Regions from separate parts of the Mus musculus genome. Here region 2 is linked to region 1. The links are chromatin contacts, found by Hi-C or POLR2A ChIA-PET in ENCODE. All regions are on one chromosome and are shown on one strand. The core of a region is the stretch at or near the end of the contact, and the rest is flanking DNA. Distances in the headings are between cores, read along the strand shown.

What was found. A loop is a pair of places that touch in the nucleus more often than their neighbours do. ChIA-PET counts read pairs that join two places held with the same protein, here RNA polymerase II (POLR2A).
Region 2: POLR2A ChIA-PET joins it to region 1 with 12 read pairs in embryonic stem cell. The contact joins the enhancer-like site here to the promoter of Aamdc in region 1. A Hi-C loop is called at or near these places in 1 of 37 maps with a recorded cell type or tissue (left cerebral cortex). POLR2A ChIA-PET finds 5 or more read pairs at or near these places in 3 of 5 experiments (Patski and embryonic stem cell).

What each region holds. Positions count from the first base shown.
Region 1 is chr7:97,575,616-97,580,889 of GRCm38, reverse strand. It overlaps Aamdc (adipogenesis associated Mth938 domain containing), which reads left to right and starts at 1,393. Exons shown (of 5, transcript NM_001177945.1): 1 at 1,393-1,524; 2 at 5,199-5,274. The coding sequence starts at 5,237. It overlaps Rsf1 (remodeling and spacing factor 1), which reads right to left and starts at 994. Exons shown (of 16, transcript NM_001081267.2): 1 at 785-994. The coding sequence starts at 986.
Region 2 is chr7:97,511,177-97,516,314 of GRCm38, reverse strand. Ints4 (integrator complex subunit 4) reads right to left here. Exons shown (of 23, transcript NM_027256.2): 12 at 2,646-2,788; 13 at 1-89. Among named protein-coding and RNA genes, the nearest start is that of Ints4, 33 kb to the right of the region's middle. Within about 2 kb of position 1,439, at least 1 of the 3 ENCODE cell types and tissues checked has a DNase peak (open chromatin) inside an H3K27ac peak, as active enhancers do.

The DNA of each region.
Region 1 (5,274 bases), core at 144-2,643:
AAGCCCTGTAGCTGAGATAGGGGGAAGGGATAGAGAAAAGTGGAGAGATGCTTTTCTATTATTTTGGGGGAGGTGGTGAGGAGAAAAACTATGGAGGAGGAGATATTAACCCTCTCCTACCCAGAGCGGAGAAGCTGGGCCGAGTTCATTTCCCCTTCCTACGCGAGAATAGGGGGGAAGCCCCCTCTCTGGTCATAGACTCAGATCTCCCAAGGAGGAAGGAGTTTGGGGGGCTAGACCAGCCCTCCAGGGGACGGGAAAAGGCAGGAGCCGACTCTCTCGGGGGAGTTCCCACCACCGGGAGAGCGGAGTGTCCGCGGGCCCCCGCCCACTCAGGTGGAGTGAGCAGAGGGGGCGCCGAGAGAAGATGGGCCCAGCCTCCCGGGAGACGGTGGGGCGGATTGGTGGGAGGAGGGGAAGAGAAAAGCGCAAAGCTGGCCGGAACCTGCGCTCCCCTTCCCCCGCCACCTAAAGGGGTAAGAACTGGAGGCAACACCGGCGCGGGGGACCCGGCCCCAGAGCGTCAGGCCGGCACAATACCCCCTCCTGGGCCCTAGCCCACACCCGGTCCGCGACGCCCCCACCTCCGTCCCCGCGGGGCACGGTGGCCCTAGGGGGCCTCCGCCCCGCCTCCCCAGCACCCAGGAACCCCCGGGCTACGAGGAGTAGGGACTCCGCGGAGGCCAATCCCTGGCGAGGGACGGCCGCAGAGCCCCAGGGTATCTATGGAGAGCTAAAGCGCGCCAGGGCCGCTTCCCGCCGGGCTTTCGGGCCGATCGCTTACCTTCTCCGTTGCCGATGTCTGGCGGCGGCGCCTGCAGCACCCGCTCCAGCTCTGGGAACGGCAACTCGGGCAGGTCCAGCAGCGGCCCGTAGCGTTCCAAGAAGGAGCAGACTACGGCGAAGTTGGGGCACGAACCCGGGCAGCCCGGAGGAGCCATCGCCGCTGCCGCTGCCGCCGCCGCCGCCGCCGCCGCCGCCGCCATTTTGAACTGGAGGATGGAGGAGGAGGGGATGGGGGGGCGGGAGGAGTTGGGGGGACCGAGGGATGGCAGGGTAGCTTTACGGACGACAGGAGGCGCTCTCGAGTGGACGCCCCTGCGGCGGCGAGCGTCTCGCGCCAGGCGCCGCGATCCCACAATACCACGCCGGCCCGGAGCAGTCGAGAACTGAGTTAGATCGGGGACAGAGAGGCACTCTGGGCCCTTCACTTTCCGCCCTCTTCCCGTCCCCTTCCCTCTACGACTTCAAGGCTCCGACTTCTTCCCTCCCACTTCGGGGTCGCTACTGCCTCGTGTGACAGGGGGAATGAAAACAAGGGAAGCGGGGCGGAGAGGTTGGGGGCGGGACTTTCTAAGAACGATAGCCAATGGGGGGAGGGGGCGGAGCTTCGGGTGTGGGCCGGCTGAAGGCGAATTCCAGGCCTGGTGGCTGAACCGCTGTGGCTCAGAGTCCCTCGGCTAGCTGCAGGGAAAGGTGAAGCACGGATCCGACTGGAGGAACAACCGCGAACAGAAGCGCTGCGTGAGTTTTCTGCGGGATCTGGGAACGGAGACGACCAAGAGAGAGAGACAGAGAGGGAGTTGAAGAGAGACACCAAGATGCAGCAAAAGAGAATGGCAGGGAGGAGAGAGGTTAGGAGAAGGAAAGGTGCGGTTGTGGCTTGGCGCGGGACCCTGGAGAGAAGTCTCAGAAAGTTTGCTGAGGGGTGTTGCCCTCTCCTGAGTGTTGTGTGACCAAACTTTTCCTGGGGGGACGGTAAACACATCTCACCCCAGACAGAGCTCCCACCGACAGACCGAAGTACAGATAACACCAAAGTCCAACTTGGCGAACCAATGCGTTTTATTTTAACAGGAGCATGGATAAGGGGTCACTTACAGGAGCAGGAATGACTCAGAGACAGCTGCGACCCCAGGGCCCACCCCAGCATGGGTGACAGATTATAAAAACTGCACAGCCTGCAGGCAGCTCACTGCGTTGGCATGTCCTTTCCAAGTGACTCTGGTCTGAACCTCTTCCAGGCAGCTCAGCTGGCTTCTGCTCCTCCCAGGCAGCTGGTCCCATCTCAGAGTCTTCTTTGCAGTGCAGCTTGTCTGAGAGGCTTTTTTTTTTTTTTTTTCAGCTCAACTTCCTTTAGTTTGAGAGAGACGATCACCTTTTACTGTTTGCTCTGACAGAGAGAGACCTAATGAATCTGGTTAGTTTCAGGGACTTCCTGAAGCTGTTTTGAGTTGTTTTACTGTCCTGTTTAAAGAGCTTCCTTGCCAGATGGAACCGGTGGACCAGGGCCTAAGGTACTCTGTGGATCACTAATGAGGAATTGCCTCTGCTGGGTGACCAAATCTGAGGAACCACTCTCTACTCGGGAACTAAGATGCTAAGAAGACTCTGGGCTCAGCTCAGGCTCTAAGTTGGCCAAGGTCTAGAGGGTGAGCTAGGATTCTACTTAGAAAGCTGGGAGTTCGCTGCACAGCAGTAAGCTTGTTAGGAAGCAGAGTTCTACTCCATTCCAGAGTTGGTTGTAGCATTCTCTCAGAAAGAATCCCAGAATGGGGAAAGTCATCAACAATGGAAAATAAATAGAACCTGCAGCTTAGGAAGCAGTATACTGTATGCTTAGGAGCAGGAAGTAAGTTTGAGTTGAACCAGACTTGAGTCCTATCCCTAATTACTTTATAACCTTCCGAAGTTTCTTTGTTACTTTGAACTTTAGTAAAGTGAATAATAATATCTACAGCATGGATAGTTCACAGTAAAGTGGTTAGTATGTTTTTCTGTCACATTGAATGTACTTTGAAAGATTCCTTCTTGTCCTGGCAGGTGGCAGAGTCAGGAAGAACTCTGAGTTCAGGCTATAGAGTAAGACTGTTTCAAAGAATCAAATCTTTCTTATAAAAAAATTATAATCTAGATTGAATCCAGCTATATTGAGCCTACAATTTATTACATTATGCCAAAATTTTAAGAATATATTTAAAACTTACATAACACCTACTTCCTAAAACTAAAGCAACACATATTCTAAATCAGATTAAATAGGAAAATGTGTGACTAAAGAAAGTTTTTTTTTAATAGGCAAATAATTATGCCAGGAACATGGGCATTGGCTTCACAGATAAACATTAAAGAATGTTATGTGTTTCCAGGTAAAAAGAGGGAAAACCATAATGGTCTATATCATTTTCATTAGCAAAGAAACTCATTTTTCAAGAGGAAAGAAGTTCTCTGAAAGTTATTACTTAGAATTATGATTCTTTTAAGATATTATCTGTGTGTGTGCAGACATTTGCGCTATTTGCCTGCATGTCAGAAGACAGCTTTGTTGAATCACTTCTGTTCTTCTACCTTTTATGCGTGCTCCAGGGAATGAACTTGAGTGGCCAGGCTTCCTCTGTGAGCACCTTTATTTACTGACCATCTTACTGGTCTTTAAAATAAATGTTGTCTTCAGATTTATTTTTTCTTAGTTAATGTATGTGTGTGTGCTTACCTGAGTTTATTATGTGCACTGCATGTATACAGGTGCCGCTGGAGGCGAGAAGGCATCGTTCCTCTAGAATTGGAGTTATAGGTGTGGGTACTGGCAACTGAACCCTGAGTCGTCTACAAAAGCAATGAGCAGTAACTGCAGAGCCATCTCTCTAGGTCCAAAAATAATGAGTCCTTTTATTTTATTATTTCACACAGGGTCCCATGTATTCCATTCTGTCCTCCAACTTCCTATGTAGATAGGATGGCTTTGAACTTCTGGTCCTCCTGCCTAAACCTTCCGAACATTTGTATTACTGATGTGTGCAACCATAACCAGTTTGTTTGTTTGTATTTTAAATGATCTTGTGTTTATGTGCACATGCGTATTGCGTAATCCAGAAGAGAGAGCATCAGATCCCCTTGTAAGCCACAGGATTTGGGTGCTAGGAACCATAGGTTCTCTGGAAGAAGACCAAGTATGTTTATTCACTTAGCCATCTATATTTAGCCACTGGAATAGCGAGTCTTAATCTGATCAACAAACCCTCAAATCAAAAATGCCATTAATCCCAGCACTAGGGAGGCAGAGGTTGGTATGTCTCTGTGAGTGCAAGGCCAGCCAGGTAATTCTAAGGAAGCCAAGACTGTGTAAAGAGACCTTTCCTCTCTCTAAGAGAGAGAGGGAGAGGGAGAGAGATAAAAAAATTACAAAGCACAATATGCTTAATAGTACTGAAAATGATTTAAATGGTTCTCTTTTATGTTACATATATTTTACTACAATAAGGGTTTAGGTTTTTTGTTTGTTTGTTTAAGTTTCTAAGAAAATATGGTTGTAGCGGGATGTGATGACACAGGCTTTTCATTCTAGGACCAAAAAGCAGAAACAGGCAGTCTCAGGGCTCAAGGCTAGCCAGGGCTACACAGTAAAACTGTCTCAAATAGGAGAGAGACAGTACAGCTGAAGATGGCTTGCAGTTAAGAGAACTCTTCCCAGAGAACCTAAGGTTAGACTTGAGGACCCAGGTTTGGTTCCCAGTTCCTGTATCCAACAGCTCCCAACCACCTGTAACTCTAGTTTTTAAGCATCTGGTGCCCTCTTCTGGCTTCTAAAGTCATCTGCTCACAGGAAGTGAAGTATACATACACTCAGGCACACATATATACTCATAAATTAATAAATACATTTGTTAATAAGAGGAAATATAGCTGTGGATTATTACTGCAAAGTTTTAATAAGTGGGAAGATATGCATTTTAGATATGAAATTGGGAATATCAAACTAAGAATTTTGATAGAAGTCTCAAAATGCAAAATGTGGAGGTAGGGGAGGACAAAGGAGAATCTGGAGAAGGACCGAAGCGAATCTGACCCAGAAGCTGGTGAGACGGTGCCGTGATTAAAGCTGTGATGGCCTGACTCTTACAAGTTGTTCTCTGGCCTCCACAAGCATGCTGTGACACACAGGCATCCACACACATGACATGGAAAATTAAAAACAGAAAAAAAAATCTTTAAAGAAAGAAAGGAAAATATGAGCCAGACTTCATCTCTATCAGCTGTTTTGTAACAACAAAAAGCCAGGCACACAATATTTTGAATTATACCTTTGTGAAAGAATGTCTATGAAAAGAAACTTTGAAGGAGGTGGAAGGTTTGATTACGTGTTATGTAAACCTTATCAGGTTTCTGTCTTGACTTTCAGCTGTTTTGTTTCTTTTCAGGCAAGGTACCATGAGTCCTGGTTTATCCCTAACTGACTATGTATGTGAGGTTCCCTGAACTCCTCCCGACCCTCCT
Region 2 (5,138 bases), core at 190-2,689, 65 kb after region 1:
CAGTATCAAAAAATGGGTGCGTGCTCAAGAGCTCTGGCACCAGAGGAAGCACGAGGGTCGGATGCCGGCTGCCCAGAAACTTCAAGCACCTGAAACAAACCAACAGGAACCATATCAGTAAATCAATAAGTGCAGGGACTAGATCAGAAAGCCTGGTTTGGTATGGAAACTCATAATTACCCACTTTGCACAACACTACAACTTCAAGTAAGTCATCCGATTCCTCAGAACTCGGCTAGTTCACTGCAAATGGCTATCACGAAATTAGAAGAGCTCAAATGCAGATACTCGTTGGTTTTTGTTTGTTTGCTTTATGAAAGTTCACTGTCTTCAGACACCCCAGAAGAGGGCATCGAATCTCATCACAAATGGTTGTGAGCTGCCATGTGGTTGCTGAGAACTGAACTCAGGACCCCTGGAAGAGCAGTCAGTGCTCTTAACCGCTGAGCCATCTCTCCAGGCCCCAGATTACTGGTTGTTTAACAACAGCCAGTTCCTCCATCTTCCTTGCCAAGAAAACTAATTCCTCGGTACCAGGAAAACAGTGAGGCGCTGCTTTGCTATTGGGTCAGCCCACCCAGCATTCACATCACTTCCGGCAGCTGGTTTGCTAGCAGTCAAGTAACTCAGCTCTGGTAAATGGAGCAAGACAAGTCTGCTGGGGAGCTGCTCAGCAATGGCGCTCTGAGCACATAAAAAGAAACGCATGAAGGGAACACCCCTTCCCTGGGGTCTTTAGACGCTCTCTTATGAAGCAACCATCTCGCAGCTCTGAGGAGAAAGCTAGGAGAGGTCAGCATCCAGGACTCTCACTCTGACAAGCTGGTCAATCCTGAACATTTTATCATGTATTGTTATGTAAAAATTAGATGTATTATTTAAGATGATTTGAGACATATTTTTTTTAACTTGTAGTCAAAATAACACAACTGATATCCTACAGGATGTCCTGAAACTATGTAGCCTTGAGCAGGTTGTTTATAAAATAGGATTTAAATGAGAAAAAAAAAAAGCAAAGTACTTAGGAATGTTATTAGTTAGAACTCAGTAATAATTAGCTACTATAGTAAAAGTGAAGGGCTTTTCCGAGCTTTGCAAACCTACACAAGTGAGGCAATTCTGTTTCTTAAGCTCTGGCTTAGAAGTGTAAGTAGCCTGGCTCCACTGAATTACAAAGGGGGCTGAAGAGGAGGTAAAGAGCTTGAAGCCTGTGGACAGAAACCCTGAGCACACATACAAACATCAAACCACAACACTGGACACTTTGTGCCTGCAGTCCTGGCACTTAGCAGACTGAAGTGGGCTGATTCCTGGGAGCCTGTTGGCCACATAGTCCAGATAACAAGCTCTGGATTCTGTAAGAGACCTGGTCTCAAAAAATAAAAGGCTCGAAGAGATGGCTCACTGGTTAAGAACACTGGCTGCTCTCCCAGATCATGCAGGGTTTCATTCCAGCAGCCACATGGTGCCTTACAATCATCTGTGATTCCAGTTCCAAGGGTTTTAAGGCTCTCTTCTGGTCTTCAAGGGCATCAGCCATGCAAGTGGTACACAGGTACACATACAGGCAAAACACCCATACACATAAAACAATTTTTAAAAATTAGGTAAAGTGGAAAGCAACACAGAGGAAGCTACCCAACACTGACACACACACACACACACACACACACCCTCACACCTCCCTTCACACAAGAAGAAATGTAAGTGTTAAAGTCTGCTCTTATTAGCCAGCTAAGGCAGCAGTAACCAGCACTGTAGGTAATAAGAAGCTGAATTTGACACTTTTCACACTCCAGATCAGATAGTGTGCAGCTGATAGGACTTCAGTGACAGGCCAGCAGAAGAGAGAAAGCATAAGGAGCAGGCTTTGTTAAGAGCATCTGTCTTACACCTGGCTTTGACTACCAGCACCCACACTGTGGCTCACAACTATCTCTAATCTAGTTCCAGGGGATCTGACACCATCTTCTGACCTCCTTGGGCACCAAAACCACTCAAGATGCATATACACACATGTAGGCAAATCCTCCTACACATAAGATGAAATAAATCACCAAAAAACCCAAAAAGTTTTCAGCGAACATTTACTTAAAACAAAACAAACAAAAAACAGGAAAGTACTTTTCAAGGCTAGCTTCTGCCTCCCGAATGCTAGGATTAAAGACCAGCATGCCCAGCCTTACCTTCTCTTTCTCAGCCCTTTACCCGCTCTGCCTCCCGGCACACTGTAAAGGCTGCAGTTTGCAGTGGGTTTGGCTGGCTTTATTTTCTCTGCTTATATTCAGAACCCAGGTAGGAAAAGCAATTAAGCAGGTCCTTCTGGAGATCTACACAGCAGAGCCTCTCTAAAACTAGACTTCATTTCTAAATGTTCTGACTTTTTTTTACTATCTTGTCCAACCTTCCTATCTATGTATTCCCTACCTCTCTATCCTCTGCAAGCTGAGAGTGGACTCCATGAGCTAAGCCATTTTTTTTTGTTTTTTTTTTTTAAGATGTATTTTATTTATGAATACACTGCGCCCAGGTTCTAAAGTCAAGGTGAAACTGAGGGCTACACCTAGTCTAGGACGATCCACCAAATAATGTGCGCGCTACAGTTTTCTTTTGACGAGACTTAGTAATGAGGTAAACGTCCTTACTTCCATATGGAGTCCCTGTCAGTAGGGTACTTGGTTAGGTTTTTTAGAAGCTCCACCAGTGCAAGATGAATCCCTTCTTTGGTTGAGACATTAGTGCAGCATAAGAGTTCATGAAGAGCCTCTCTAATATCCCTGGATGAATCCTTTGCAGAAGAGAAAAACAGAAAGGTAAAAATTAGCAACAGGGATTCATGTTCCACACACCGTTCCCTTCTCCATGACCACGTGTCCATTTAGGCTGTGCATATGAAAAAAATATTTAGAAATTTGCTAGCTAAAATCCCTGGGAAAGACCTCATTTTATTGATCTAAGAAGGGGCCTTGCCTCTTTCTATTCTTTCTCTTCTTCTTCCTGGTTTTATTTATTTAGTTTATTTATTTTTTGAGACTTTACTCTGTAGCCTTGGTTGGCCTAGAGTTTGTTATGTAGACCAGGCTGGCTTTGAATTAAAGGAAAGCACCACCACCTCACCTGGCTTCTCTCTGGTTTGTTGTTGTTGTTTGTTTGTTTGTTTGTTGTTTTTGTTTTGAGGCAGGGTCTCACGCTGTCCAGGTCCAACTGGTACTATGTAGCGAGGACATAGGATGGCCCTGAACTCCGATCCTCCTGCCTCCACTTCCCGAGCACTGGGATTACAGCTCTGCCCCACCCTGCCCACCCCCTTTTGCTCTTTAACCTTCCCTTTTCCCTGTGTCTGAATCTTTTACCTCAATGTCTGAGTTATCAGTGGCTGACAACTATGAAAAGAGCAGGCTGTGCTGTGGTGGTCTCACACACTTGTAGTGCCAGCACTTGGGAAGCAGAGGCAGAAGGATTACAAGTTGAGGGCAGCCTAAATACATAACAAGACCCACGCACACACAAAAGAAGAGGAACAGCTTTAGAAAAAAAAATCAAAGACTACTAGGATGAGTTGAATATTTTATAATCAAAAGGATCAAAAACCATAAAGGCCTTAGAGTAGAATGCTTAAAAACAGCCCAGAAGTCTGTGTGGCCAGATAACACCAACAAATGAGATGTGGGTTGCATGAGCTCCACAGCCCTCCCGCACAATGTGACAGCACACTTCAGCCATTTGTCTTCCTGACACACAGTCCTCTTTGGTCTCAGAATACAAATTACTCACAACAGACCTAATCTCTGCCCTTCTGCCTGCAATGTCTGTCCGCCTCACACTGCCAACAATTCTTGCCACACTAGTCCTAGTTCCTTCTCGTTTTGAGTTCAACTTTAGATTCCTTAGATCTGACTGCTGCACTCCCTGACCGTAAAGAGCCAGGCTCCCCTGACAGACCCTTATGGTATCTCCCTCAAGCTGTGTGCACATTTCATTTTACTACTGTGCCTTTCTAATAACTACTTCTGACTCCCATGAGACTGCGAGGTTCATGAGAGCAGATCACAGCTGTCACTCACTATTACAGCCTTTCTTACAGCAGGGCCTGGCACAGGACAGACAGAAATACTAAAGACAACAGGTAAAAGGAAAGACCAAAGAAAGGACTAATAGCTTACTCAGATCTGTCTGACTCCAAACCCTGCCAACTTAACCATAAGATGATGCATCATGTATAAGCGAATCTCCATGCTGACCATGGAAGCTATAGTGATGTCCTGGAGAAATAATGTTCAATCTAGCAAGAAAGCAATTTTAATTTATGTATTTCTTAAGTGCTATATAAATGCCAGTTATATAGCTATCCTGTGCAGATTTGTTTTAGGAAATATTGGCTAAGCATTCACTATGACTAAGTCACTAGGTTGAGCCCGAAAAGAACATGATGAAAGTCATCCCATAGTAACTCTACTTATAGAGTTAATGATCTCATTAGGGGGATAGAACAAACAGATAACCCTGAGAGACATGATAAAAGAGGAAAAATAAAGAGGAGACATATAAGATTGGTATTTAATATGCATCAAATGATGGACAGAACAGAACAATCTGGTATAAATTTCAAAAAGGTTTCAAGAATGAGAAATGCTGAAAGACAGACAAGGCCATGTCAAATTCTCTTCACAAAATCCTCCAACAATGTTCCAGAAAGCTTAGTGGATGATTCAGTCACCTGTCCCCTGACTTCTCCACTTTCTCACTAAGCTGCAAACTGAACTGAAATTCTTACCATGTTGACCCTTGGCCTTGCCAGGAACAGTTTTTTACCTGCTGTCCTTTAAGCAGCATGACTAACTGGATGACGTATCATTAGGTCTCCCACATGTCTAGACAGTTTAGCTTATGGACAAGATCTGTCACCATCTGAAACTGTTTCCTTTCTTGAGACTATAATTATGCTCAATGAGAATGGGTATCTGGTTTTGACACAATATTTCCAATCCACTGACAGTACTTGATGAATAATCAAATTCTCTAGGTAGGACAGTATCTCAGCATAGTCCAAAAAAGAAATTCGAGCTGGAAGGACTAGCTGGCTAAGGTTCAAAGCAAAGGCGGTAACACAGTAAATGTAAGAAAGCTGTGATCAGCAG